Regions from separate parts of the Homo sapiens genome. Here all the other regions are linked to region 4. Evidence: chromatin contacts called from ENCODE Hi-C or POLR2A ChIA-PET data. All regions are on one chromosome and are shown on one strand. The core of a region is the stretch at or near the end of the contact, and the rest is flanking DNA. Distances in the headings are between cores, read along the strand shown. Region 1 holds the start of RRM2 (ribonucleotide reductase regulatory subunit M2). Region 2 holds the start of ADAM17 (ADAM metallopeptidase domain 17). Region 3 holds the start of KLF11 (KLF transcription factor 11). Region 4 holds the start of SLC66A3 (solute carrier family 66 member 3).

Evidence for each region. Hi-C counts contacts between places; a loop is a spot of excess contacts on that map. ChIA-PET counts read pairs that join two places held with the same protein, here RNA polymerase II (POLR2A). Pooled maps may share reads with other maps.
Region 1: a pooled map shows a loop between it and region 4 (22-fold over the local background). The contact joins the promoter of RRM2 here to the promoter of SLC66A3 in region 4. A Hi-C loop is called at or near these places in 2 of 37 single-sample maps with no recorded cell type and 12 of 50 pooled maps.
Region 2: a loop to region 4 is called in a pooled map, with 15 times the contacts of the local background. The contact joins the promoter of ADAM17 here to the promoter of SLC66A3 in region 4. A Hi-C loop is called at or near these places in 7 of 50 pooled maps. POLR2A ChIA-PET finds 5 or more read pairs at or near these places in 2 of 52 experiments (GM10248 and activated T-cell).
Region 3: a map of B cell shows a loop between it and region 4 (8-fold over the local background). The contact joins the promoter of KLF11 here to the promoter of SLC66A3 in region 4. A Hi-C loop is called at or near these places in 2 of 168 maps with a recorded cell type or tissue (B cell and CD8-positive, alpha-beta T cell) and 6 of 50 pooled maps. POLR2A ChIA-PET finds 5 or more read pairs at or near these places in 1 of 52 experiments (activated B cell).

The regions. Positions count from the first base shown.
Region 1 is chr2:10,118,008-10,125,035 of GRCh38, reverse strand. It overlaps RRM2 (ribonucleotide reductase regulatory subunit M2), which reads right to left and starts at 2,297. Exons shown (of 10, transcript NM_001034.4): 1 at 2,139-2,297; 2 at 1,979-2,053; 3 at 1,506-1,649; 4 at 1,184-1,300; 5 at 186-319. The coding sequence starts at 2,237. RefSeq lists silencers at 2,336-2,836, 2,243-2,842 and enhancers at 3,063-3,172, 3,193-3,262, 3,020-3,575, 3,624-4,566, 4,567-5,510.
Region 2 is chr2:9,553,667-9,561,166 of GRCh38, reverse strand. It overlaps ADAM17 (ADAM metallopeptidase domain 17), which reads left to right and starts at 5,337. Exons shown (of 19, transcript NM_003183.6): 1 at 5,337-5,658. The coding sequence starts at 5,562. RefSeq lists silencers at 4,413-4,707, 4,679-4,898, 5,129-5,418, 6,033-6,327.
Region 3 is chr2:10,037,931-10,044,799 of GRCh38, reverse strand. KLF11 (KLF transcription factor 11) reads right to left here and starts at 1,250. Exons shown (of 4, transcript NM_003597.5): 1 at 1,042-1,250. The coding sequence starts at 1,083. KLF11-DT (KLF11 divergent transcript) reads left to right here and starts at 1,399. Exons shown (of 3, transcript NR_135558.1): 1 at 1,399-1,490; 2 at 1,796-2,167; 3 at 3,149-3,247. LOC112268412 (a long non-coding RNA gene) reads right to left here. Exons shown (of 2, transcript XR_002959369.2): 2 at 6,196-6,422. RefSeq lists silencers at 557-626, 667-716, 837-886, 1,177-1,406 and a promoter at 1,093-1,992.
Region 4 is chr2:11,151,407-11,158,306 of GRCh38, reverse strand. SLC66A3 (solute carrier family 66 member 3) reads right to left here and starts at 2,840. Exons shown (of 7, transcript NM_152391.5): 1 at 2,618-2,840. The coding sequence starts at 2,760. It also overlaps a transcript of CIMIP5 not described here. RefSeq lists silencers at 2,424-2,663, 2,774-3,253 and an enhancer at 5,509-6,009.

The DNA of each region.
Region 1 (7,028 bases), core at 1,048-3,547, 1.0 Mb after region 4:
TCTAAGTGAATAATAAAGTGCATTTAGGCCCCTTGCTAAGAGCAGACATGACCACGGGTGCTGGGAATGCCTATGACTGTCTTAGTCATTCTGGAGTCATTTTTATCCCTAGGTGAACTAAAAATGTGTAATAAATCAACAATTAGTGAGTCCTAAAAATCTTGGCATACCACTTGAATACTCACCTTTCTTTGGGATCTTTTATGTAAGTGTCAATAAGAAGACTATACATTTCAGAATGTATGTTTTCCATGGCAATTTGGAAGCCATAGAAACAGCGGGCTTCTGTAATCTGAACTTCTTGGCTAAATCGCTCCACCTAGTGGCAAAACACATCAAAGTTAAGCTTGAGAAAAAACCAACAGCAGCAACTGTCAACGGATACTGGCAGCATCGCACTCTTTGTACCATTATAAGGTTTATTTCTATATATATTTCATCCAATTTGTCACAATTCTTTGATATTTTATGTCATATGCTCAACTTACATATCAGGAAATAGATACATATAAAATAGGATTTGTGAGCGCTCGATTTCCTAATTAATTTATGTCAAGAAAGATCCATTCGCAATAAGAGATACAACCAAATTATTATTAAAACAGCAAAGCCACAAAAAGGAGGGAGCAGAGCCGGGCGTGGTGGCTCACGCCTGTAATCCCAACACTTTGGGAGGCCAAGGTGGGTGGATCACCTGAGGTCAGCAGTTCGAGACCAGCCTGGCCAACATGGTAAAACCCTGTCTCTACTAAAAATACAGATATTAGCTAGGCATGGTGGCGCACGTCTGTAATCCCAGGTACTCATGAGGCTGAGGTTGGGGAATCGCTTGAACCCAGGAGGCGGAGGTTGCAGTGAGCCAAGATCACACCACTGCACTCCAGCCTGGGCCAGAGTGAGACTCTGTCTCAAAAAAAAAAAAAAAAAGAGGGGGCAGATGTGGTGGCCACAAAGAGTCATCACATTGCTACCACTTAATATTGTCTCAGCTTCTCTAGAGTCGGGAAAATACCATAAGAAAGAACTGCAAAGTGTTACAAAACAGGAAATGCCATGTAATATAAAACCCAGCTTACACACACAGATGCACTCAGCATGGAAAAACATACAAGACGAGGAAAGCGAACTAGTTCGACCTCAGATCGTCAACGTCAAATGAATGAAAGATGTTTTGGAAACTCACCAAGTTTTCATTTACTATGCCATCGCTTGCTGCAAAGAAAGCCAGAACATGGGATATAAAATATCTCTCCTCGGGTTTCAGGGATTCCCAGTGCTGAATGTCCTTGGAGAGGTCCACCTGAGGTTCGGAAGTCACAATTTTAGCATAAAAGGAAGAGAGTAAAGCCTACAGGACTCACACTGAGCACTCAAACTTTAAGTATGCTGGCACCACTTACTATGCCCCACAGTTAGCCCCCCTTGCCAACGGGAACCTCCAAGTGCATTTATGTCTGAGGCGTGACGGTCACCCCTGCAGGGGTCTTCTGGGGTCCTCCGATTACCTCCTCGGCGGTCCAAAAGGAAGCCTCTGCCTTCTTATACATCTGCCAGATATCATGGTACTCGATGGGGAAGATGACAAAGCGGCGGGGGTTTTCTCTCAGCAGCGGCTCATCCTCCACGCCGGGGGCAGCTGCTTTAGTTTTCTGTTGGGGGAGAAAATAAAACATTTAAGTACCGGGCGAACCATATGAAACTAACGTTTTTCTGGACCAAGTCCTTTCCATTGGCGGCAATTTCACGGGGCCCGATGTGAAAACGTGGCTGTCCCGTCGCACTCCGTGGGTCGCAGCAGAGGAGCGCACGCCCGAACCGGGAAATGGGCCGAGGGGCGCGGGAGGCAGCCCTGGGGAGGGGCCGCCTAGGCGGGAAAGGAGCCGGGGCGGGAGTGTGAACAGCTGAGGAAACAATGCGGCTTTGGCGCCAAGACGCCCAAGGCCGTCCCTGGCCCCTCTGCCCCACGCCCGCCACTCACCGGCTCCGTGGGCTCCTGGAAGATCCTCCTCGCGGTCTTGCTGGCCAGGACGCGGGTCCCGCTCAGGGCCGGCGGCTGCGGGGAGACGCGTGTGAGTGAGGAGCGGCTTCGCTTTCCCTGCCTCCCTCCCCTGCCCGCAGCGCCCTCCCCGCGGGCTCACCGTGTTCTCCTTGTCGACCAAGCTGAGCCCCTTCAGCGGCGAGAGCTGCAGCTGCTGCGGGTCCGTGATGGGCGCGAGCGGGACACGGAGGGAGAGCATAGTGGAGGCGCAGCGAAGCAGAGCGAGCAGCCAGGACAGGACGGCTGGGACAGGGTGCACGGGCGACCCCTCACTCCAGCAGCCTTTAAATCTCCCGCGCCGCGCGCTCCCGGCCCTTCCCATTGGCTTTGGTGCCCCGGCCCTTCCCATTGGCTGTGCCATGCCTCCGACCCTTCCCATTGGCTGCGCCTTGCCCCTACCCAGGCTGGCCGCGGGGCCGCGCGCGATTTTCAAGCGCAGCGCGGGAGCCTCCGCCGGCGCCTTCCGGAGACCCCCGGGGACACCCCCGTGGACGCCCCCCGGGACCTCCCGGTTCCCCCCCCGGCCCGTCCGCTGGCTGGGTCGGGGGCGCCGCCGCCCAGGCCCCCACAGGTCCCGCGGGACCAGGGCCGCAGCCCCTGAGGGTCTCGGCGGCCTTGGCGCGCGCGGGCCCCGGTTCGCCCGGGAACCGTTTAGGATTGCGTGAGGAGCAGCGATTGGAGCCCGCGGGCGCGAGAGGATCCCCGGGCCGCGGCCCCGCCTCCCGAAAGCACCTCCTCCCAGCCGGGCCGCCGCCGGGCAGGGGGCTTAGCCAACGAGGTTGGTGCAAAGGCCTGGAAAACGCTCCTGGGTGCGGGGGAGGCGTTGCTGCGACCCTTTCGATCCGTGTCCCTGCGGTGGGGGTGCAAGGGCCCCGAGGCCTGACATTTTGGCGGGGTGGTCGGCGAGGACCCTACAGCCTAAAAGTTAGGGCCGCTGAGCCCCGTGGCTCGTTTTGCTGGGACAAGCGACCAGGCTTCTTACAGATTCGGTGTCCCCGTGAGTAAAATGGGACTCGTAACCGCGTGGACTGTTAATGCGGTGAGGAGAGCGTTCGTTGAGATGACTCATGTAAAATGTGCAGTCCTTTGTAAACCTTCAAACTACGGGACATGGCGAGAAGGCCCTTGGTGCAGTTTTCCACAGAAATCCTGTCTCCTGTCAGACCCCTGACCCCTATTGTCACCCTTGCCTTAAGAATTGCAAACTGTGGCTGGGCGCGGTGGCTCACGCCTGTAATCCCAGCACTTTGGGAGGCCAAGGCAGGAGGATTGTTTGAGGCCAGGAGCTGGAGACCATCCTGGGCAACATAGTGAGACCCCGCCTCTGCCATTAAAAAGAGAAGAAAAAAAGTTGTTTTAATTGCAAACTGAGCAAAAATTCCTGGGAGAAAGTTCACAGAATGATTTTAGGACTAGGAATTAATGTACTACTCATTGGGCGTCAAATATGCTGAAGAGGAGTTTGAAAACTCCACTGGTGTAGAGACTGGAACTTAGCAATAGCTTTCATTTAATTTTCTATGTGGCTTTCTGATTTGCCAGGCCCTGCAACGGGCAAAATGCCAAAAATAAAGGAAGAGAAAGAAACTTTAAGATCCAAGAAAGAAATCATTAACCTGAGAAAGCTTCAACAGCTGCGCTCAGGGCTGTTATTGAGAGAGACCCGGGACTTTTTTTTTCACAAAGCCTTTTCTAGATAAGATACTTTAAAGAGGGTGGGGTGGGACAGGTACCCTCCCCACCTAGGTCTGTTTCTCTCATTTCTTAAAAGTACTACGGACTTGTAAATCATAGTATTCTCGTGTTGCAGGAATAAGTGCCCATCACATTCCTTACACAAAGCCACAACTAAAACTTTGGTGTACCATGATTTGTTTAAAGCAACTCGCCATTCATCGCCATTTTCACCCCAAACACACTAAAGCATCCATCTCCAGGAAACTGGTATTTTTATTGATTACTTTATGGCTGATAAAGCTATTATCTAACAAAATTATAATTTATTGGTGTCATCTCATACTCAACTCAGATTTCAATTTCCCATAATCAGCGTCTAAAACCCTCGTTTCGGTTGCCCTAGGGCGCCACGTGCTTTTTTGCTCCTGTTAAACTCACTGTAACTGAAGTAGTCAGAGGTGGCTTCATTGATAGTTTAGTTCCTGGCCACGTAATTAACATAGCCATTGTAGAAGACGCCGAAAGATGCGTACGTGTTGTTAAAGGCCGGGTGAAGTCGCCATCCTCCCCTCCCGCGCTAAACCTGAGTCATCTCGGCGTGGCCCTCCTGCCCCCAGGTCCGGCAACTTTGCCCCGCTGCGGAGGAGGTGGCGGCGCCCAGGGCCACGCGGCAATGCGGGCGGTTCCGCCTCCGGGGAGGTCGGGCGGTGCAGCCACTCCCGGGAGAGCGCCCGCCGCAGGCTGCTGCTAGCCCCGGGATTCACTCCTTTTTCCCTCGGTGCTCGTTTTTTTGGTTTTATTTAAGTAAACAGACGAGGGTCTCGCTTGTTTGCCCAGGCTGGTCTCAAGCGATCCTCCCTCCGCCTCCCTAAGCGTCGGGATTCCTGGCGGAAGCCACTTGAGCGCGCGTTTTGACATCTGCATCTACTCCACCATTGGTCTGCACGGGAGGCCCCGCCCCGCCCCCCGGAAGGCTCCTCTGCATTCCCAGCCTCAGGTGCCCCGCCCCGTTTCCGCTGCGCGCTCGCCGGTTCACACGCCCCAGCCTGGGCAAGTTTGCAGGTCTCAGGCCAAGGTTAGCGCGACTTCCAAAAGGCTGTTCACCATTAGGGTGGAGAAACCGCGGCTCGGGGAGCTCAGCACTCACTGTGTACCAGACGCCGTGCCGAAGGTGGTCATAATAATAATTAAGGCTGCAGCACCCACAGCCTCTGGGCGCCTGGATCATGTGAGGCTGTTTGAGTTTTTTGTTTTTTGTTTTGAGACAGGGTCTTGCTCTGTTGCCCAGTCTGGTGGCTCCATGATAGCTCACTGCAGCCTCAACTATCCGAGCTCAAGCGATCCTCCCACCTCAGCCTCCCGAGTAGCTGGGACTCAAGGCAGGCACCACTACGCCAGGCTAATTTTTTAATTTTTTGTAGAGATGGGTTCTCGGTATGTTACCCGGGCTGGTCTTGAACCCCTGGGCTCAAGCCATCCACCCGCCTTGGCCTCCCAAAATGCTCAGATTACAGGCGTGAGCCACCGCCCCACCGGGGTTGGTATTTTTAACCCTTTTCATAGGTGATGAAATGAAGGCCTGGGAGGCAAGGAAACTGCCCAAGGTCGCACAGCACAACTGCACAGCAGAACGTTTTTAGCCTAGCTTTTTACTATGAATGTTTTCAACATACAGAATAATGGAAGGATTCCTAGTGTTCACCCACCAGCTAGGATTCAACAGCTGTTTCCATTTTGCCATATTTGCTTCATGGCAAATGTGGCAGACACCCCCTCTGTGGGTGTATGAGGCTTATGCTTTTTTATGGATCATTTGAAAGTGAGTGATAGATATCATAACCCATCACCCCTAAACGTTTCAGCTCCTAAAAATTAGGACACTCTGTTAATATCACCACAATACCACATTTATCCCTAGGAAAACTAACAATAATTCTCTAATATAACCTAATATCCAGTCCATATTCCTGTTTTTCCAATTGTTTCAAAAATGTCTCATAGTTTTTTGGATTTATTTTTTTGTGCAGTATCTAATTAATCACATGCATTGCGTTTATTATGTTGCTTTAGACTCTTAGTAAAGCTCCTCCACTTCTTTTCCCCACGACATTGACTTTGAAGTACAGGCCAGTTTTCTTGTAGAATGTCCCACATTCTACATTTGCCTAATTGTTTATTCACAGTGTCAATGAACTTGTTTTCCTGACCCCTGTACTCTACACTGGAAGTTAGGTCAAAAGGCTTTATTAGGCCCTGCTTGGAGGTTCACGCCTGTAATCCCAGCACTTTGGGAGGGTGAGGCAGGCAGATCACCTGAGGTCAGGAGTTTGAGAGCAGCCTGGTCAATATAGGGAAACCCCATCTCTACTAAAAATACAAAAATTAGCCAGACGTGGCAGCAGGCGCCTGTAATTCCCGCTACTTGGGTTCCCGCTACTTGGGAGGCTGAGGCAGGAGAATCATTTGAACCCAGGAGGCAGAGGTTTCAGTGAGCCGAGATCACACCATTGCACTCCAACCTGGGCAACAAGAATGAAATTCCGTCTCAAAAAAAAAAAAAAAAGTCCGGCGGGGGATCGTTATTAGCCTAAGGCTAAAAGTTATTGGCAAGAAGACTTCATACGTGATAATATAGCTAGGATTTGAACCCAGGTCTGACTAACTCCAGAATTCCAGACTCTCAAAAACTTTGTTTTAATATGAACTGCCAATTACGTATATTTATATATATATATATATAGATGAGGTCTCACGATATTGCCCAGGCTGGGCTCAAACTCCTGGGCTCAAGCTATCCTTCTACCTCGGCCTCCCAAAGTGCTGGGATGACAGGCATGAGCCCTTGCGCCCAGCCCAACATTCTTAATGTAGCACAGCACAGCAGCACCACAACCACAAGTCTCAGGAGCAGCCCAGTTCAACTTTGTAGTTAGTTTATGTGTCACTCACTCAGAAGTCAGCAGGAAATGGTTAAGCAGGAAGCAGGGTGGACAACCAGATGGAGCTGTTTGATGCTGATGTGAGTGTCACCACATCATTTGTGTCTAGAACATTCGCATTGGAGAGCTTCAGCCACTGAGAGGCCATTTTCAGGAGATGGTGAGGATGAGGCAGCCAGCACAGTGCAGAGCCTTTGGGATTAATGATTTTCTTCGTGCTCAGATAACCTCTAAAATGATGTTGAACAGTTATGTGCCACTTTACACACATTTAAAATAGACATTTAGCCAGGCACAGTGGCACACCCTTATACTCCCAGCTACTCCAGAGGCTGAGGAAGGAGAATTGCTTGAGACCAGGTATTTGAAACCAG
Region 2 (7,500 bases), core at 4,088-6,587, 1.6 Mb after region 4:
AAACACAAACCCAAAAAGTTAACGTGAAAAAAATCCATGATCCTTATTTTTCCTGATGCATTTGGGTGTTTGTGTGTTTATATATATCTATCTTTTAGAGTATAATTTCTTTGAGGCCAAAGGTATAATGTGTATCTCTTTGGTATAATTCTTAAAATATTAGTAAAATTTTCAGAATTTAAACATTGAACAATCAAGTTCGGTTTTTCTGAAGAGCCCTAAGTAGAACAGCTTTTCAATTAAGGTCTCTGGCTGCTGTGGAACTGGAGGGTAATTGGTGAGAGTCTCCTCTCTGGGGCCTGTCAACCCAAGAGTAATGACTTCTGGCCACTTCAGACCTGAGGTAATTTCAAACCAGCACAAGTTTCCATTTGTTCTCTTTATCTAGTCTGCTCTCTAAGTTCAGTTATTCATGTGGTTCAATTACCCCGAGATCTCAAGGGAGAGAGGCAGGGATTTAAGAAGGAAAAGAACAGACACAGCTCCATATTTTATGTGGCATACAATATGTAGGATGTATGATACTTCTGCACACAATGGTGGTTCATATCAGTGGGATGTGGTGGCTCACACCTGTAATCCTAGCACCTTAGGAGGCCGAGGTGGGTGGATCGCTTGAGCCCAGGAATTCGAGACCAACCTGGGCAACATGGTGAAACCCTGTCTCTAAAAAAAAAAAAGAAAGAAAGGAGACTTTATAACAATTAAAAAAAATTCCCCCCAAAATCATCTGTTCATCAGTGAGGATCTGCAGATGTCTCTGCTTTGTCCCATGCATATTTGTCATTTTTCTAAAAGGTTGATTTTGCCCGGGCACGGTGGCTTATGCCTGTAATCCCAGCACTTTGGGAGGCCGAGGTGGGCGGATCATGAGGTCAAGAGATTGAAACCATCCTGGACAATATGGTGAAACCCCGTCTCTACTAAAAATACAAAAATTAGCTGGGCGTGGTGGCGCATGCCTGTAGTCCCAGCTACTCGGGAGGCTGAGGCAGGAGAATCACTTGAACCCGGGAGGCGGAGGTTGCAGTGAGCTGAGATCGCGCCACTGCACTCCAGCCTGGCGACAGAGCAAGACTCCGTCTCAAAAAAAAAAAAAAAAAAAAGGTTGATTTTTTCTAAAATGGGTTAAAATTTCTTAACCAAAACCTTAGAAATTAGAGTTCTTGGCACATGACTTTGTATAAAGTCCTATTTTTCATTAAGTGGCATCTGTTGTCTTATTTGTGGGTTGACTCATACTTAAAGCGACTGCTTTCCACAGATTTGTTCATCAGCAAAAAAGCATACAAATGCAGGAATAATTACCATTTTAGAAACAGTGAGGATGGCTCTATCCATCTATAAAAACTGGTGGGGTTGGTGTAAGACAAAATTGGCTAATAAGAGAAATAGAGCTAGAGAAATAGATAGAAGGAAACAAAACACCCAGCCAGAACCAGTTAGTTCTCTGGTCATTTAGACAAGGTTTTACTGGTACTTGTGTGGGTTTGGTAGTTAACTGCAGAACCATATGTGGCTCATGTGTTTAATAACTGCAAATGTTTACTCTTAAATTCACTTGCGGTATCTAAATTATGAATAATTAATTCCACAGCATGGGATTGGGGAACCTCAGGAAATATTTTTAATTATCTTTATTAAATCCTAAATTAAAAGCATCACTTCAGGTGTTAAGAACCCAGGATCCCATCAACTTGTTTACGTATTTTTTTGAACAGATGATAGTGGCTGTGTAACAAATTACCCCTAATTTAGGAGCTTTAGAACCACGAACACTTATCTCCCAGCTTCTGAGGCTGAGGAATCTGGGAGTAGCTTAGTTATAGTCAGATGGTAGGTCAGGGGCTGCAGTGATCTTAAAGCTTGCCTGGGGCTGAATTCCTTCCAAGCTCACTCACATAGTCTTTGGCAGCTCCTTGGTGTTTGTTGGCTGCTGACCTGTTCTATTGGACCTCTCCATAGTTTTCCTGAGTGTTCTCATGACATGAAAGCTGGCTTCCCCCAGAGTGTGTGATTCAAGAGGAAACAAGCAAGCAAGAGAGCACCTGAGATGGAGGACAGAGTTTCTTGTGTCCTAACCTCAGAAGTGACATCACTTCGGCTGCATGCTAGTGGTCACAGACCAACTATGGCCCAGTGTAGAAGAGGAAGCAGGCATCATTGGGGGCCATCTTGGAGGCTGGGCTACCACTGTGGCTGTCAAATCTTTGAGGTATTTATACTCTATTGGAAAACTTTAAAATAATGACCTAACAGCTTTAATTTTAAATGTCAGTATTTATGCTGAAAGTTTCATAATTTGCTACTACTACGCTAATGATGAAAAACTTTAAAGATACACCTAGGGGGTATATAGTTGTTTTTTTTTTTGAGATGGAGTCTCCCTCTGTCGCCCAGGCTGGAGTGCAGTGGCGCTATCTCGGCTCATTGCAACCCCCACCTCCAGGGTTCAAGTGATTCTCCTGCCTCAGCCTCCCAAGTAGCTTGGACTACAGGCACGTGCCACTGCGCTGGCTAATTTTTTGTATTTTTAGTAGAGACGGGGTTTCACCGTGTTAGCCAGGATGGTCTTGATCTCCTGACCTCGTGATCCGCCTGCCTCGGCCTCCCAAAGTGCTGGGATTACAGGTGTGAGCCACCACGTCTGGCCAGGGGGTATATAGTTTTAAAAAATTATTTTGGTGCTGAGTGCAGTGGCTCATACCTGTAATCCCAGCACTCTGGGAGGCCAGGAGTTTGAGATCAGCCTGAGGAACATAGCGAGACTCCACTTCTATAAAAAAAATGTAAAGATTAGCCAGGTGTGGTGGTGCATGCCTGTGGTCCCAGCTACTGAGGAGGGTGAGGCTGGAGGATTGCTTGAGCCCAGGAGGTCGAGACTGCAGTGAGCTGTGATTGTGTCACGGTACTCCATCCTTGGCTGCAGAGCCAGACCGTCTCAAAAGATAAAAGAGCCGGGCGCGGTGGCTCATGCCTGTAATCCCAGCACTTTGGAGGCCAAGGCGGGCAGATCACGAGGTCAGGAGATCCAGACCAGTCTGGCCAACATGGTGAAACCCTGTCTCTACTGAAAATACAAAAATTAGCTGGGCATGGTGGCGCACAACTGTAGTCCCACCTACTTGGGAGGCTGAGGCAGGAGAATCCCTTGAACCTGGGAGGCAGAAGCTGCAGTGAGCCAAGATCATGCCACTGCACTCCAGCCTGGCAACAGAGCAAGACTCCGTCTCAAAAAAAAAAAAAAAAAAAAAAAAAGATAAACTAATTAATCTATCCAGTGCCCCTCTTACCATATTCCTTTGGCTCTTTATCTCCCCCACGTGGTGCTCTTTTATCTTAAAAGTATGCACAATTGATAAATGAAAGATGAACTGCAAATTGGAATAATTTGGGTCCTGATTTGTGAATTGAAAAGATTACTTGAAATTTGGAATGTCCCTGGAAATCTAGGACTTCTGGTTATTCAGGCCAGGCGCGGTGGCTCACGCTTATAATCCTGGCACTTTGGGAGGCCGAGGCGGGTGGATCACCTAAGGTCAGGAGTTTGAGACCAGCCTGGCCAACGTGGTGAAATGCCATCTCTACTAAAAATACAAAAATTAGCTGGGCGTGGTGGCGGGCGCCTGTAATCCCAGTTACTTGGGAGGCTGAGACAGGAGAATCGCTTAAACCTAGGAGGTGTTCAGTCGGTTGTAGTGGGCCAAGATCACGCCATTGCACTCCAGCCTGGGCAATAAGAGCGAAACTCTTTCCCCCACCACCCCCCCCCAAAAAAAAGAAAAGAAAATGGATCGGGATTTTTTTTTTAAACGGCATTTACTAAACAGCTAAGTACCTTCTATGAGCAAGGCACTGTACAAGAGCTGTTGGGGATACCAAAATAATACAATCTACGATCTACTAAAGTTACAAGCCGGACATTATGGTGACTGGATGTTCAGAAAAGAAACCAGATGACATTATTATGGTACACCAAAAAAGCCCCCCAAAAACCGTACTCAACTGTCACATTCTTATGGAATACAATTTTTACAGATTGTATACAATTTGCATGTGAAATTCTGCTTACTTTTTGACTAGGTATGCCACTAATGGGTATGTTTAATAAAGATATTTTATACTTCAGATGTACAGACCAGGTCCGGTTAATTTTAGCCAACAATGTATTGTTGAAAAAGACGCTGATATTTTACTGCGGCAAACCACCATTAACATAAATTTTAACCACAGTTTGAGTATTTTATTAGGAATAAGCCTTGAAACTTGAATAGGACTAGTATTCCTAACAATTTACCGTTTCATAATAAAGGCTGTCTCACTCTTAAGTGGAAAACGTATTATGTCCTACTTTTATAAACTTTGGTTGAACTAAATAAAACAGCAACATGTACCCAACGTTTTTAGACTGTTTTATTCAGTACCATAAACATTCACTAAACTATACAGAGCTAAAATCATGCAAAAGATTGCAAAACAAACTGCCTTGGGAAATTTCCAGTCTAAGCTAAATGGACCAAGTATAGGATTGAATTTTAAGAAGTTGGTGGGAAGATTCCAGCTCTTGTACTCACAGGTAAGGTCCTAGGATTCTATTTGTTGAAGTGTCTGCAGACCCTCTCCCTACAGCAGGGGCGTGGAGCAAATGTGCATTCAGGAAGTGCTTATTAGTCCCCCCAAAACCTTTTTCGTGACGACAGACGGATGGAGGCCTCAGACGACTCCGGCAGTAGGACCCTGAACCAAATGCCTGAGCTGCGCTCGAAAGGCTCGTCTCGCAGGAGCTGGCGAGTGGCACGGGCTTCGGTGGCCGGGCTCGGGGCTCGGGGCTCGGGGCCCGGGGCCGGGGGGGGCGGGGGGTCCGTGCCCAGGGCACTCTGTGGCTCGATTCATGTCCCCGCCCTCCCACCTGAGCACACTGGGCAGAGAGCCTGCGGCATCGGGCCAGTCGCGCCTCCTCGTCCGCCCTGGGCAGGTCGCTGGGCCCCAGGCCGCTTTCTACAGCTCCTTTAATAAAATGGACAGCAGGGGTCCTAACCAGACGTGGGCATCAAGACAAAGGAGGCGGCCAGACGCGCTTGAGGGCCTGCTCGCTAGCTCCCGCCCCCCCATTCCGCGGTCACCCGGGGACAGAGGCCAGGCCGGACTGGGTGGAGTTGGGACTCATACGTCTGCGTCCAGGAAGGCGCCGGGCGAGCCCCAGCTAGACGTGACGGGCGGGGCCGAACACGGCAGCGGACCAGAGGCCCGCGGCGCACCGGCGTGGGGCGGGGCAAGCGGAGCCTCCCGGGATGCCGCGCGGCAGCCGGCTTCCGGCTGTGGGTGGTGCGGGGGACAGCGGCGGCCGGAAGCTGGCTGAGCCGGCCTTTGGTAACGCCACCTGCACTTCTGGGGGCGTCGAGCCTGGCGGTAGAATCTTCCCAGTAGGCGGCGCGGGAGGGAAAAGAGGATTGAGGGGCTAGGCCGGGCGGATCCCGTCCTCCCCCGATGTGAGCAGTTTTCCGAAACCCCGTCAGGCGAAGGCTGCCCAGAGAGGTGGAGTCGGTAGCGGGGCCGGGAACATGAGGCAGTCTCTCCTATTCCTGACCAGCGTGGTTCCTTTCGTGCTGGCGCCGCGACCTCCGGATGACCCGGGCTTCGGCCCCCACCAGAGACTCGGTAAAGACCCAGGGGAGTTGGCTTAGGCCGGCGCCTGGAGCGCTCGTTTGAGGGAAGAGCAGGGGAGCTGGGTCTATCAGGTGTTTGGGGGCGGGGTATTGGCGATGGTGGCGCGTCCCTAAGTTTTCAGTGTAGAAGGGGGTGTGGCTCTCGGAGTTTGGGGAAAGAATAAAGGAGATGGGCCTGTCTCTGAGTGGGAAAGGGCTACTGGACGGGCTCCATGTAGTGACTGAGCGCCTGAGAGGGGTTTGCTCCCTAGCTTTGTGTTCGGGGAGGGTGTTGGGAAAGCGGTAAGGAGTAGGGTGGCTGGATCTTGTTTGGAGAGGGAGATGTGGTCAGGGTTCTTGCCTTAGTAGGGAACAAATCTAGTGTTGTGTGTTCCTACCAGAGCCAGAAAGGAAGGGCCCAAAGCTCCAGAATTCTTCCTGGTCCTCGAAGGAGGGAACTAGAATTTCTGCTGTAGGAGGTACTTATGCAGTAATCTCGTTGGGAGGCGGAGACTGGAGTTGGAGTCTTAAGAGTTGTGTTTTTGCGAACATCCTAAGCACGTTCTTGGTTATTTCAATTGTAGCTTATTGGAGGTGCTTGGGAGATGGGGGGAGGCGGAAACCTGGTAAGCCAACTCGTGATGCTGCCACTATGAATGCTTTCCTTGCACTTTTAAACAAAGAAATTATCAAGAGTGACGAGTTTGATGAATTTAGAGGCTAGAAAGTAGAGGGTTCCTATTTCATTAGATTTTCCAGAGAGATTGGATTTTAAGGATGGAGATGCATTAAGGGATCTGAACTTTGGTGGAAGTAAGTTTGCGTGAACTTTTAGTGTATTTTAAAATCCTTTTATCTTTCAAAAATTGACGTGTAAGATACTTTAATTAGTAATAAAGTGTGAAATAATGTTTTCCCAGTGTGTGAAATTGTAGGCTTGCATGGTTGTACTGGTTCCCAAATTTCACCATGATACCATGTGTAGTATTTTTTTTCTTTATATTTAGTGGACAGAAATTGTAATGGATTGGTATGGATACTAAAGGTGTTGAGAGTGTTATCACTTGAACAGCTGTCTTATGATTCTTTCCGATTGAAATGGATTACAAGTGACTAATGAAAGGCAAGGGATCTTGTTAGGAAGTGCTGAGAAGTGGTAAGTCAGTACAAATTGAAGGACATTTTGAGGTAGGATTGTGGTTAGGATGGAGGGATAGGGTAAGGGTCTTCATTTTAAGGATAAATGTTAGTAAAAAGAATAAATATGTATTTTGAGATATTAAAATTATATTTGCACCACCCTGACACAACTGTTTCACTTATGTTATTAATCTGTTGTTCGTAGGTAAAAATAAGCATGAGTCCCAAGGAAGCATACAGTTTAAAGAGAAACATTACTTTCTAGATCAATTCATAACATTTGCAGATCGTAAGGTTTTTTAGACCATTTTTTTTTTCCAAGACAGAGTCTTGCTCTGTTGCCCAGGCTGGAGTGCAGTGGCGCGATCTCAGCTCACTGCAACCTCCGCCTCCCGGGGTTCAAGCAGTTCACCTGCCTTAGCCTCCTGAGTAGCTGGGATTACAGGCATGTGCCACCACGCCCAGCTAATTTTTGTATTCCTAGTAGAGACGGGGTTTCACCATGTTGGCCAGGCTGGTCTAGAACTCTTGACCTCGTGATCCGCCCACCTGGGCCTCCCTAAGTGCTGGGATTACAGGCATGAACCACCGCTCCTGGCCCATGTGTTTGTTTTTTATTTGCAAAATGCAGACCACCTGTGCCAGAAGAATGCATAGACTTTTCTTTTTTCTTTTCTTTTCTTTTTCTTTCTTTTTTTTTTTTTTTGAGGCAGTG
Region 3 (6,869 bases), core at 1-2,500, 1.1 Mb after region 4:
AGAAAACTAAGCCGGGGGCGAGAGGGTGATATTACTCTGAGAAGAGTAATACCCCTCCCTCCCAGGGAGGTTACAGTGGGCCGAGATCGCGCGCCCACTGCACTCCGGCCTGGGCGATAGAGCGAGACTCCCTATCAAAAAAAAAAAAAAGGAAAGGAAACTTTAAATGTACGAAGATACACGTTTCCTCTCTATCTGCCATGCACCAAAGCATCAAAGCTTTCCGTCTGCCGAGGTTCCCCGAGATCAAACAAGACGAGGCCACCTCAAATCCCCGGCCTCTGTCCCGCAGGCTGCGCCACTAAACCCCCTGTGATGTCACAGAACCGGGCGCCGAGGCCGACTCACCACACGGGCGGGAAGGGGCTCGCCCGGCCCACAGTGCCCGCACACCACGAGGCCCGCGCTCTGCCCACGTCCACGGCTACCTCCCCGAAGCCCCCAGGTCGCGACGCTTAGGGCCCCCAACGCTCGCGTGCCGCGTTCCCGCCTCCAAGCGTTGCCCCGCCTCCAAGGCAGTGCGGCGCTCCCGCCTCCCGTCGTTGCCCCGGCCCCTAGACCTTGCCCGCCCCCAGGCCCGAGCGGCACTACCGCTAGCCGCTCTTAACCCGCCCGACGGCCGCGTGCCCCGCCCCCAAAACCGTGCCGCGTTCCCGCCAGCAGCTCTTGCCCCGCCCCCAAGGCCGCGTGCCGCGTTCCCGCCAGCCGCTCCCCCGCCCAACGGCCGTCCGGCTCACAGGACCGGGGTGACGTCATGGCTGGAAATAGCCGCGGGGCCAGCGGGGCGGGGCCGCCCAGGAAGCGCAAGACAAAGCTGCGCGGGGAACACGCCCCCTCCTCGCCCCCGCCGACCCGGGCGCGCCCGTCGCGGCCGCCGCCCCGCCCGGCTCCGGAGCCCGCCCAGGCCCCTACCGGCGCGGCCGCAGCGAAGCCCTGCACGCCCCACCTCCCGCATTTACAGGCGCGCGAGTGCCGCACCACTTCCCCCGCCTCGCCCCTCGCTCAGACGAGTAGTCCCGCCGCGGCAGCCCCACCACTCACTGCGCGCGCGTCGTCTGGGCCTGCGAAGTCCGGCGTGTGCATCGTGCAGGCCGGCCGGGAGCAACAAAGCGGCCGCGGGGCGTGAGCTCGGGCGCAGCAGCGGCCGCACGTGGGCTGCGGGCGGCGGCGGCGGCGGCAACCCGGAGCTCCTGCGGCCGGCACGCGCCTCGCCCGCCCGCGCGGCTCTGCCCCGGCGCGGCCCTCGCGGCGCGGGAGGGGCGGGGCGGCCGCGGAGGGAGCGGCTGGCGGGGCGGGGCGCGGAGGCGAACCAAAATACACCGCGCCCCTGCCGGGGCGGGGCCGGCCACCACCAGCCAATTCGTGCCCGGCCGGCCAATGAGCGCCGCGGGGGGCCGCGTGATCGGAGCCTGGCCGCGGCGTGATCGGGCAGGGCGGGACGCGGCACGTGTTTTGGTCGGAGCGAGGGGCGGGGCCTGAGGCCCTGGAAAGTAAGGGAAAGGTCGCAGCGGCGCCAGGGGCAAGCGGGGCGGAGGGGGCGGCGGGGGCGGAGGGGGCGGCGGGGGCGGAGGGGGCGGCGGGGCGGCGGGGGCGGCGGGGCGGAGGGGGCGGGGCGGCGGCTGGGGAAATCCCAGGGCCGGGGCCGGACTCGGTGCGGGGAGAGGGGACCACGCTTATAGGAACCTCCTGCAGCCCCACCGGCTGAATCCATCGGTAGCGGAGACCCACCTAGAGGCCTCAACCTGGCTTTTGTTTGGTTGTTTTTAACTTCTGTCATTCTCCCTTCGTCTCTTAGGAATGCGTCCTTGACCGGAGAGGTCGGAAAGCTGGCCGGTTCTAGGTGACATTCCTGCATCCGGTCATTTTTGCAGACAGCGGGAGTCAGAGCTTATTGGCCTGAGTGTCCCGCTGACGCCCCTCCTCTGGCGTCTCTGGGCCTCTTCCGCTCTGTTACGGGGTCAGGGGAAGCCGAAACGGGCAGTCACCCAGAAGGCGCCCGCTGAAACCCGCCCATTCTTCCCAGGCCCCGAGAAAACGCCGCCCCCTCCGGGAAGTCCTCGAGCCTGCAGGAGACATCTAGCCCGCTGTCCAGGGCACCTTTTTTTTTCTCCCTATATTTCGGTTGCTCGCGTCTCTTGGTGTGGTTTGCCCACGTCTGCAGCGCCAGGTTCGTGGAGAGCAGGAACCATGCTGTTTATTTTCGTCGCCGCAGCCTTCAGCTCAGCGAGGAGCCACCCCTCCTCCGTCTGTTCACTGCGCGCGCCTTTGCTGAGCTGTGATGCGGGTTGGCGCTCAGTGCAAGGGGCAGAGGCCGCAGTGAGGAATCCTCCTTTTTTAAAAGCTCCATCCAGGGAGCGGGAGCAGAGAGAGAATCCCGGCACCCCGGGGCTTTGCTCTGAGCGAGAGAATTCTGGTCTTAGGGGAACGGGCTGGGCCCCACCACTCACATGAGCAGGACTCTGGTCCCCACTTGTTCCTTCGGGGCCCACTCGGGTTGGGCAGAGGGGTTGACCAGGCTGAGGAGAGGGTGTTTGCTGAAATAGTAAGAGGGTTTAAGACGAAAGAACCGTGATAAACTGCTCGCATGAAGACCCCGGAGGCTCTGAGAGGGGCGCAGGGTGTTCTGTGTGTAAAAAGTTAAGTCTTAAGATACACACTGGAATATTCTCTTTTGCCTGGACTCCTGCATTCGCCTTATAACTGGTCTCCCTGCGTCCACTCCAGCTCCCAGAGCCTCTTCCCACTCAGCACCCCCAGGGGTCTTTAACCCTTTCAGTGGCTCCCACTGTACTCAGCGTAACGCTTCTGCTCCCCACTGTGGCTTGTGAGCTCCTGCAGGGACCCAGCCCCATGCCTCTCCCCACGCCCCGGAGGGACAGCCTGGGCCTCCTCTTGGGCGCCTGTCCCACCAGCCCCTCTGCCGTCTCCAGGTCCTCGCACTTGCTGTTCCCTAGAATGCTTTTCCCCCACATGCCCCCTTTACTCTCACCCGCAGTCCACCTGGAGAGGCCCCCTCTAGCGGACACACCCTCGGGGCCGACCTCCAGTCCCCTTCTGGCGGGCTTTCTTGTTTTCTTCCTCCACAACACTTTTCTTGAACTGCCCCTTTTCCATTACTTCAGTTATTTATCATCTGTCTCCCCACCAGAAGGACTCTCCCAAGGCCAGGGAGCCTGGCTGTTTAATAAGTCCACGTAGGTGAACGAGCGAATCGAAGGTATCCACCAGCCTCCCTGCTTGAACATCCCGTGAGCACCTCTAATTGTGTCCTTAAAAAAACTGAACTCAGGGCCGGGCGCGGTGGCTCACGCCTGTAATCCCAGCACTTTGGGAGGCCGAGGCGGGCGGATCACCTGAGGTCAGGAGTTGAAGACCAGCCCGGCCAACATGATGAAACCCCGTCTCTTCTAAAAATACAAAAATTAGCCTGGCACGGTGGCAGGCGCCTGTAATCCCAGCTACTCAGGAGACTAAGGCAGGAGAATCGCTTGAACCCAGGAGGCAGAGATTGCAGTGAGCCGAGATCGCACCACTGCACTCCAGCCTGGGCGTCAGAGACTCAGTCTCAAAAAAACAAACAAAAAACTGAACTCGGATTCCAGCCAAATCTGGATTTCTCACCTCCGTGAAGGGTACAACTGGAGACCCTGTTCCTTGATCTAGAAACCTGAGCGTCACCTTTACCTCCTCCCTTTCGCACAGTTGCTGTCTTCCGCCAATTACATGCCCTTCTTCCTTCTCAGTTCCTCTCAAACTCTTATGTCACCCACGCCAGCCCTTGTCCTGGCCACCACCTGCTCACCTGAATTGTTGCCACTGCCTCCCAACAGGTCTCCCTCCCTCCAGCCAGACGCCCTACAATCTGCCCTCACCTCACTGCCAGAATGATCTTCTGGAAGCAGAGGTGGAGCTGAACCTGTATTCAAGCCGTCAGTTGGAATCCAAACAGTTATAGGACTGACTTCAGGCTCCATGGCCAGGAACCCATGAGTCTTTGTAGCCAGGCTCCAGCCAGCACTTCCTGCATCATTTCTGACCAGTTTCCCAAATTGCTTTCCCTGCTGCCTTCCTGCCCCCACTGACCCAATACAGAACCCTGTACTCTCAAGGTCACGCCACTCTCTTCTGTTTCTAGACAGCATTCCTTCTGCGTGGAACATGCCAACCCTCGTCTGCTTTGACTTTGCAAAACTGCATGAGACCGCCGGGCGCGGTGGCTCACGCCTGTAATCCCAGCACTTCAAGAGGCCGAGGCAGACAGATCACCTGAGGTCAGGAGTTTGAGGCCAGCCTGGCCAGCATGGTGAAACCCCGTCTCTACTAAAAATACAAAAAATCAGCCAGTAATCCTAGCTACTCGGGAGGCTGAGGCAGGAGAATCGCTTGAACCCAGGAAGCAGAGGTTGCAGTGAGCCGAGGTCATGCCATTGCACTCCAGCCTGGGCTACAAGAGTGAAACTCCGTCTCAAAAAAGAAAAAAAAAAAGAAAAAAAGACTGCATATGACTCCCCAGTGAAGCCCTCCCTGATTGGCCTCTGCAGAAGGCAGCATGCCCGGGCTTTGGAGTCAGACCTGCATACAAATCCTTGTTTTGCCGGTGTGACCTTGCCAAGTCTTCTTTCCTGCAGGACAGAAGGCGGCAGCAGCTCTCCCTGAACTGGCACTCTGGCTTCTCTTGCCCCAGGGTCTGTTTCTGCTCCTTGGACAGCAGGCGCATGTGGGAACTGTGCCCTCTTCAGCCATGAGCCCCTGTTCTGCGCACATCTAGCCCATCTTCCAGATGGACAGACAGTCTGTGGTCGTCGCCAAACCCCTGAATCTGGCCCTGCCCGCAGTCAGAGGGATGGCAATTTGTAAGCTACAGACTATTGCGAATCATTCACTTGGAGACTGAACTAAGACTACTGGCACCAGGCTCCGTAGACCCTCGGGAAGAGCATGGTCTGGCAGGCAGACTGGATGTGGCCACAGATAACATCCCCTAAGGGGAGAGCGTGAGCCTGCAGGCCAGAATGCCACCACTTTCTCCTGTGTCGTTCCAGAGAGAGCCTGTGGCTATGCACGCTTGCTGCTACAGAGGGTAGTGCTGTATACCTCCTGGGCTCACTTACTGACTTTTCAGTCTAAGGGCTTATTGCAATTGGTACATAACGATCATACTTTGTAATGGTTAAGTAATATTCCATCATATGGATGTGTTGTTTATTTAACATTCTGGTTGAATAACCAAGACTTTTAGGTTTCCAGTTTTCCAGGAACATCATGCCCCTCCATCATTTGCCCACCTGGAAGGATAACTACAGGATAAGCAGCTCTTAGAACTGGAATTGCTGAGTTAACTGCTCTGTGCATTTCCTTGCTTTTTCTTGCTTTTCTTTTCTTTCTTTTATTATTTTTTTGGGTAAATTTTTATTGAACTATAGCATAGCGTAGATACAGGAAAGTGTAAAAACTTAAATGTACAATTCAATGAATTTTCGCTAGGCAAACACTGTGTCACCAGCACCCAGATTTAGAAACAGAATATTACCAGAATCCCAAAAGCCCCATGAGCTGCCGTCCAGTCACTACTTACCGTTTCCCTGATCCCCTGCATAGGATAATCCTTATCATGGCTTCTGACACTTTCGGTTGGTTTTGGATGTACTGACACTTTTTGTGTGTGTGTGACACTTTTATAATACAAAGAAAATCATACAGTATGTTCAGTTTGGGGTCTGGCTTCTTTCACTCAGTGTGTTGTTGTGGGCAGTTGGAGTTTGTTTATTCTCATTCTTCTGTTCTCTTTCTCTTTGGTTGAGTTTACTGGGCTGGAAGCAGTACAAGGACCAGAATATGCTGTGAGCTGACCAGCCACTGGGCTGGCTGGCTGGTTGACAAATGATCTAACAAATGGTTGACAAAATGGATGGATGAATGAATCACAGACCCACTAATCCACTGACCTGTTCAATGCCTGACTGGAAATTGAGTGTCCATTCCTCCCAACACCCCAGGGCCCCTGTCTCCCTTTGCTAGGGGCACTCATGATGGTGAGCAGAGAGGTCTGTAGGTGTAGCTGAGGCACAGATCATCCAGGTCAACCTGCGTATTTTAGATGGGGAAACTCAGGCCTAGCAACTTCACACAAAGCCACTTTGCTCAGGGGAAAAATCATCATGACGCTGTGTCTGATGTGGTTGAGGTACGAAGGAGGACCAGGTCAGAAGACGTTTATTAAATACCAAAAGTAGGCCAAGTGTCATGCTAGGGGCTAGCTCTTCATGCCTTTTGATTCCCTGATTTCAGCCCCATTTATAGATGAAGTCACTGAGGGACGAGAGGTGAAGCCACTTGCCCGTCATTGTCGGCCAGTGAGTGGAGGGCCCGGGATCCATCCCTCCAGCTCGGGTCCAGTGCTGCTTTGTCCCAGCTGCCTGCCCCTGGAAAAGAGGCTGCTAAGAGCACGTGCTGAGTCCTTGTAAGCTGGCCCAGAGTCGGGGGCTGTGGGCAGCTCCCACCAGGCACAAAAGGGGGTGCTCAGTCCCATCACTCCAGGGAGGGTGAGGAGGCCAGTGCAGTTTGTTCCTGCTGTGGCTGCCATACCCCTCCCCACACTGGACACACCTCCTGCCACGTGGTTCTGGCTGCCTCAGTGGCTGCACTCGGCCTTCTTTCTGTGTCTCCAGGCTGCGCTACAACCTCACTGTGTGATACGTCTTCAAACCTCCCAAGAGGGAGAACCAGGTTGGCTTAGGCTTTTAGGCTCAGAGTAGGGGGGCCACATGGCCCAATCTGCAACTTTTGCCAAAGGAAAGCCCCAGAATGGGGCTATGGGTGTAGTGGGCCCTGAAAGCTTCTTTGAGGACATGGGCACTTGGCAGGGGCCT
Region 4 (6,900 bases), core at 1,591-4,090:
ACCTCAGGTTATCTGCCCGCCTCGGCCTCCCAAAGGGCTGGGATTACAGGCATGAGCCACCATGCCTGTCCCTTTAAAGTTTCTTTTAATAAGTAATCGCTATAGTGCTTATCATAATAAAATCATGCCAGCCGGGCATCTGACACAGCCCCATTTGTTTCCATTCCCATCTGCTCCATGCAGCCATTGGAGTTTTCTCCCTCAACACCTACTAGAGGGTTAAACAAAACGTACCCCCACCCAGGCTGGGGGACAAGTGACCTGGAGCAAGGGGTGGGCTCCAAAGGCATCCTACCCAGAGGCCAAGGCTCTACAGCCTAAGGGTCCACCGTGGGAGGGCCGCAGTCCATGGAAGGCTGCAGGCAGGGCAGGTTGGATGAATCTTGTGCTCCAGGAGGCTCCTGGCTGCAGAGAGCAGGGAGGCAGAGCCCAGCAGAGCCCTGGAGGCAGGAGAAGCAGCAAGGTTGGGAACTTGCGAGGGGGAAGGCTCCAGCTACAAGGAATGCCCCTGGGTGGCAGAGGCAGGTCCCTGGGCAGAGGCTCCTGCCCTTCACACCAAGCCACACTAAAAAGGCTTTTCTGGCATTATTAAGACACACTTCATGCTCCAATTGACTCAGTGCTCTCAAAACCAGGCTCTTAGTTTGCTCAAATGGAGACCCAAAGAGGGCCCGTGCCCTCCAGGTGGCTGACTGCGACAGCCCTGGGGTTCCTTCTGCTCTAACTCCGGCTGCTGCCTGATCTGGTCAGGGGCCCGGGGGCCCAGCTGGCAAGCATGGCCAGCCCCAGGTGGGCCTCCCAGGCAAGGCTGGGAAGGGCATGAGGGAGGCAGGCAGGGAGACAGGAGGGCCAGGAGGATGGGTCCTGACACAGCCAAGCCCATTTTACAGAAGTCTGTGTGCCTGGCCCTGGCCCTGGCTTGGAGGCTGCAGAGCTGGTGCACCAGCCCCGACAGAGCCCCCTTTACCTGCACGTGATCAACTGCAAGACCCTTAGACAGGCCAGCAGGGATGGCAGCAAGCTGCTGCCCCACCCAACCCTTGAGCTCCCATGCCCAGGAAGATCCTTCCACTGCCAGAGGTCTAGCTTTCACTAAGGTGAGCTGGGAGAGGTGACAGCTGGCAGATCTAATAGGAGCCCTCACCTGCGTATCTCTGAGGGTTTGCATTTTTCAAGCAATGCTGCAAAAGTGGTGGAAATGCAGGCCTAGGGGCTGGCGGCAGGAGGGAATCTATAGACTCTACAGACAGCCTGGCTTCTTTTCCTTCATGGGTCCAGCTTCAGCTTCCCCAGCTCAGGGACCTAGCAAGGGGCCGAGGCCAAATCCCACTCCTGGCTTTCATGCCCTTGTCCCCTCTCCCACCTGAACAGTCACCACAGCCACTTCCAGCCTGTGTCCTTTGCCACAACCTCATCGCTCCAGCCTCTCTGCTCCCAGCCTGGTGGTGGCACCAACCTGAAACGCATGCTGCCCACCTCCCCTGGGTGCCTCTCAACCCTGCCATCCAGCCTGGGACCCCCCCCTCCCCACCCCGCAGGGTAGAGTCACTCACAAGCCTGGAAGAGGTCACAGTCCCTCCCACTGCAAGCCTTTCCCAAAAATTTCCCCTCAAAGCCCCCTATTGGATGACTGTGCCCAGGGCCGGGCTCCATAGGGCCGGCGCGGGGTCCAAAGCCTGAGTGGGACCCCTCACCCTCCCACACCTGAGGTCTCCTCTTTCTCCCCCGCACCCCTTGGCTTCTTCCCATCCTGTATGCCGCACCCCCCACCCCGCCCACCAGGAAGGCTTGTGTGGAGGACCAGGCTTCAGACCCCACTGGGTGATGGCGGGGGGCAAAGGGGAAGGCCTGGCCTGGCCAGGGGGAAGGGGCGAGACCACTAGGTTGAGGTATGTGTTTTCCTATTGTTGGGGCTCAAAAATGATACCCCAAAAGTTTGGCGCTCTGGCATGATGAATACTTTGAATAGGAAAGCCTTAGAAGCTGCCTCAGAATCAAGGATTTAACGACCTTTCCGTCACCCCTTCCCAACTGCAGAGACTCTCCAACTTCCTTACAGATGACTAAGGAAACTTCTTTCTACAAGAAATGCAATTGTCTTAAGACCCTCTCCCAAGGAATCTCATTAAATAACCAGGAAAGATTCCCCACCAATCACCGGGAGAAGAGAAGAGATTCATACATTCTTAGTTCAACCCCTTATTTCACAGGTGAGGAAACCGAGGCCCGAGAACGAGGTTGACGGTGCGTGGTGAGTTTAGGGACAATGAATATGACAGCCTCGAGGTGCAAATGGCCTTGCTCAGGGCCAGCAGGTTTTGTCACTAGCGCACCAAGGGCTGCCTCCGCTGGGTCTGTTTTCTCATCTGTAAAATGGGCGTGCGCAATCAATTCGTGCCACGCGGGGCTTGGTGAGAAACAATGTACGCGGGTGGCGGGTGGCCGTGGGAAGAGCACCCCGAGCCCCTAGGCTCCCTAGTTCACCCTCGGCCGCCCAGCTGCGACGCCGGCGCGCGGGGATCATCCCCGCCCTACTTCGAGCCGAGGCTCTCCTGGGCTCCCAGCCGGCAGCAGCTGCGAGGGGGCAGGAGGCAGCCCCGGCCGCCCCGGGCCTTACCCTGCCAGCTCCAGAAGTAAACTCGGAAGGCTGAGGCCCCGCGCGCTGCGCGCCGCTAGCACAGCGGAGATCTGCGGCAGCTTCAGCGCGGCGCACACGCCCAGCGTGCTCCAGTTACACAGCCCCAGCAGCGCCGCCTCCATAGCGCCACGGGCGCGGGCACCTGGGCGGCCGCAGCGAGAAGGGACCGCTCAGCCTCGGCGGCGCAGCTCTGCCGAAGCCTTCCGCCTTCCCGGGATCCGCCCGGGACCACCCGGCCAGGGCCCGCCCCTCCGCGCGCCGCCAGGCCCCGGACCCGCCTCGCTCCGCCCCTCCCCTGGACGCACCCCGCCCCCGGGCCCGCCCCGCCCCTCCCGCCCGGGCCCGCCCCGCCCCGCCCCTCCCGCCCGGGCCCGCCCCGCCCCCTGGCCAGCCTCATCTCGCCTCGCCTACGGGCCCGCCCGGGCTCGCTCAGTCCTCGGACTACCCTCATCTCGCCCCGCCCCCAGATTCGCCCCCTCCCGGTCGGCCTCACCTAGCCCAATCCCGTGGCCAACCTCGCCTCGCCCCGCCCCTCCTCGCCCCGCCCCTCCCCTCCTAGCCCCGCCCCGGGCGACAGTCCCACCCTGGCCTGCGGGCTCCACCAGCAGCTGCTTCGCATTTCCGCGTTCTTGCCACCCGATAGTTTAGCCGCCGCCGGGAGCCGCCCTGGAAGTCCGGCTTTTCCACGGGTTGGGTGGACCGAGAGGCAAATGGCCCCGGGGGATGGGCCATTCTGCCGGGATTTTTCCCTCCCTGCAAGTGTTTTAGTTTCTCTCACTAAGCATTTCAGGAGTTAAAGCCTCCTGCTTAAGGGCTGAGTGCACCCTCCCGACTTACAGGTGGGGAACCAGGCTGGAGAGACTTTCTGGGACCAGAGCCCCAGGGTCGCCTCATTTGTGCCCTTTCAGAGCACGCGGCCTGTCTCCAGCCTGGGACTGAAGGCTTCCCTCCTAGCGGCGTGGGCCCTGAGGGGCCACCGGAAGCCTTGAACTTGAGCACTTCACAGTGAAACTGTTTCTTAAGGATTTCTCCTGATAAAGTAACTTGGACGTGGCCGTCTAAGCCACAAACTGAGGGAAAGGGAAGGACGCATTTTCCAACCTCTGAAAATCGCCTGTGTATTAGGGCCTGGTTATGAAGCAGGCAAAAAAGCACCAAAATGCAATGCCAGAATCCACGATCCCTGGTTTTGTGCCATAAATCTCAGCCGGGAAGTGTGAGGGACGGGAGCTGGGTCAGCTTCGGAGTTCGGAATTCTGGCCGAGGCTCTTTCTCTCCAGCCTCACCGGCCCATCACCTCCGCCTATGGAAAAAAAAAAACAGGTGCTGAGTCCTGCCTCCCAAGTCTAAATGAGAAAAGGATGTTCAGAAGGGAACCCTTAAAGGAAACGGCTTGGACCTGCCCTGGCTAGATCGATACTGATCGTTATTGACCCCGCGAAGCGGGAAGATTGCTTGAGGCCAGGAGTTCAAGACCAGCCTGAGCAACATAGGGAAACCCCCGCCTCTACTAAAAATACAAAAATTAGCCGAGCGTGGTGGCGCGTGCCTGTGGTCCCAGCTACTCGGGAGGCTGAGACAGGAGGATGGCTTGAACCCAGGAGGCGGAGGTTGCAGTGAGTCGAGATCGCGCCACTTCACTCTAGCCTGGGAGACAGAGCCAGACCCTGTCTCAAAAATAAATAAATAATATGTATATAAATTTTTTGAAGAAGAAAATAGAGAAGAGCTTTTTTTTTTTTTTGAGACGGAGTTTCACTCTTGTCGCCCAGGCTGGAGTGCAGTGGCACGATCTCTGCTCACTGCGACCTCCACCTCCGGGGTTCAAGTGATTCTCCTGCCTCTGCCTCCCAAGTAGCTGGAATTACAGGCATGTGCCACCACTCCCGGCTAATTTTTGTATTTTTAGTACAGACGGGGTTTCGAACTCCTGACCTCAGGTGATCCACCTGCCTTGGCCTCCCAAAGTGCTGGGATTACAGGCATGAGCCACCGCGCCCAGCGTAAAGAGCTTTTTAACAAGCATCAGCAGCAATGACTATAGGAACATCTAGAACCTGTTGAGTGCCTCCTGCGTGCCAGGTGTTTTACTTTCATCATGCCATGTGATAGGTCCCTTGATGCAAGGAGGTGGTCCTGGTTGGAAGTGCCTGGTTCCTGCCACATGGCAGTGGAATCCCCCTCCCTCCTCTTCCCCTTCTGCCCCAGCCTTTATTCCAGGGGTTGGCCAGGATCTGGGCCCCCAGGACTAGCCTTAGGAGGGAACTGCTCCCACCTGGGGTCAGCCTGCGCTAGCACTTGGGGATGCAGGCAGCATGAGGGGCCTTTGAGAGGTATGAGTGCCCCCAGGACCACGCAGGGAGTGGCCTCCTCCATTGTGGAACAAATGCTGCTCCTGGCCCAGGACACTGCAGCCGCCTGCTCTGGGGGTCAGCTGGGTGAGGCAGGGCTGTGGAAGAGGTTTCTTCCTGGCTCCTAGACCCCTCCCTGGCTACTTTGCGTGAAGACCAGGATGCAGTGATGTGGGTGTGTGGCCCTTCGGGGTTAGGCAGACCTCAGCTGTCCTCCTAGCATTGGCCCCTACAGGCTGCATGATCTTGGACAGACCTTAACTTCCCTGTTCCTCAGCGTCATTTTTAAAAGGGGAGAACCATCCCGCTCAGAAGGTTATTGAGAGGCACAGAATAGGTGCTCAACGTATATGGTCATTCCCCACCAGGTGCAAACTAGCAAAACCTTTTTGGGATTTGTGGGCACTGGCTTTGCTCCTGAAGCTGTGGGGATGGGGGCGGTCCTAGGTTGGAGCCAGGTTTGGGCCATGCAGGAAGGCGTTTGGGTCTCAGCCCCCATGCCCAGCGGGACATCTCAAGAGCATGCCAGCTCTTCTGCTTGGAGGATGGCCTCAAAACAGCTGATCTGCGAGGCTCCTCTGTCCCTTCAGGAGGTTGGGGAGTGTCTGGACGGGGGTCTCTACAGTGCACACTCACTGGGATATCTCTGCAGGACAAGATAGTGCCCCCATGTTAGAGACCTCTGCCTCCTCCCCAGCTACATGGCAACCCTGGTCACAATCTGTTACAGGACCCTAACCCCACTCCTGGGCCACAGCTGCACAGAGTGAATCAGCTCCCTGACTGAAGCTGGCCAAGGAGTCTCATTGAAACCACCTTTGCAAAAATTATAACAGGAAATTATGACAATGAAAGAAATCAGACCTAACTGACCCCATCTTGCTTCTAAACTTTAAGCTGTCCTGGTTCCTTCCTGGGCATAGGCTGAACCAACCTTGGGAAGGAATTTAGTTTATGGTTTGACTCTGAAACAAAATTAGTAATAATCCTTTCCCGAAAAGACCACCTTTGTGCCTTGGGACCTGTCTGCCTTTGTAGGACTAACAAATTAGCTACAAGATTAGAAATGACAGTTTAGGGTCAGGCAGCCTCTGGCTGCAAGAGTCTGAACCTTCCCAAATTGTTCCTGGGGATCACATCACTATTGTAAAACCTAAGATCAGTGCTTGAGGTATTTTGCAGCCCCTGCACTGGATGGATCAGCTGACACCACCCAGACCAATTATTTGGCTCAACCAGTTCTGCAATCCCCGCTCGGGAACAGAAGACAGCGAGAAAACTTCACTTCGACCCCCGTGTGATTCCATCTCCATCCTCACCAATCAGCACTTTCCACTTCCCAAGCCCCTACTGGCCAAATTATCTTTAAAAACTTCCATCCCCAGTCGGAGCGCGGTGGCTCACGCCTGTAATCCCAGCACTTTGGGAGGCTGAGGCGTGCAGATCACCTGAGGTCAGGAGTAAGAGACCAGCCTGGCCAACATGGCCAAACCCCGTCTCTACTAAAAACAAAAATTAGCCAGGCATGGTGATTTGTGCCTATAATCCCAGCTACTCTGGTGGCTGAGGCAGGAGAATCACTTGAATCCAGGAGGCACAGGTTGCACTGGGCCGAGATCGTGCCACTGCACTCCAGACAGAGTGGGTGACAGAGCGAGACTCCGTCTAAAACCAAACCAAACCAAACCAAAAACAAAAACACTTCCATCCCCGAATGCTCTGCTCAGGGAGACTGATTTGAGTAATAATTAAGCTCCAATCTCCCGCACAGCTGGCTCTGTGTGAATTGCTCTTTCCCCTGTCTTGATAAATGGGGTCTGTCTAGGCAGCGGGCAAGGTGAGCCCTTTAGGTGGTTACACCTTCACGTGGGAACATGGAATTGAGCAGAAACTGATTCCATGCCTCCCCCA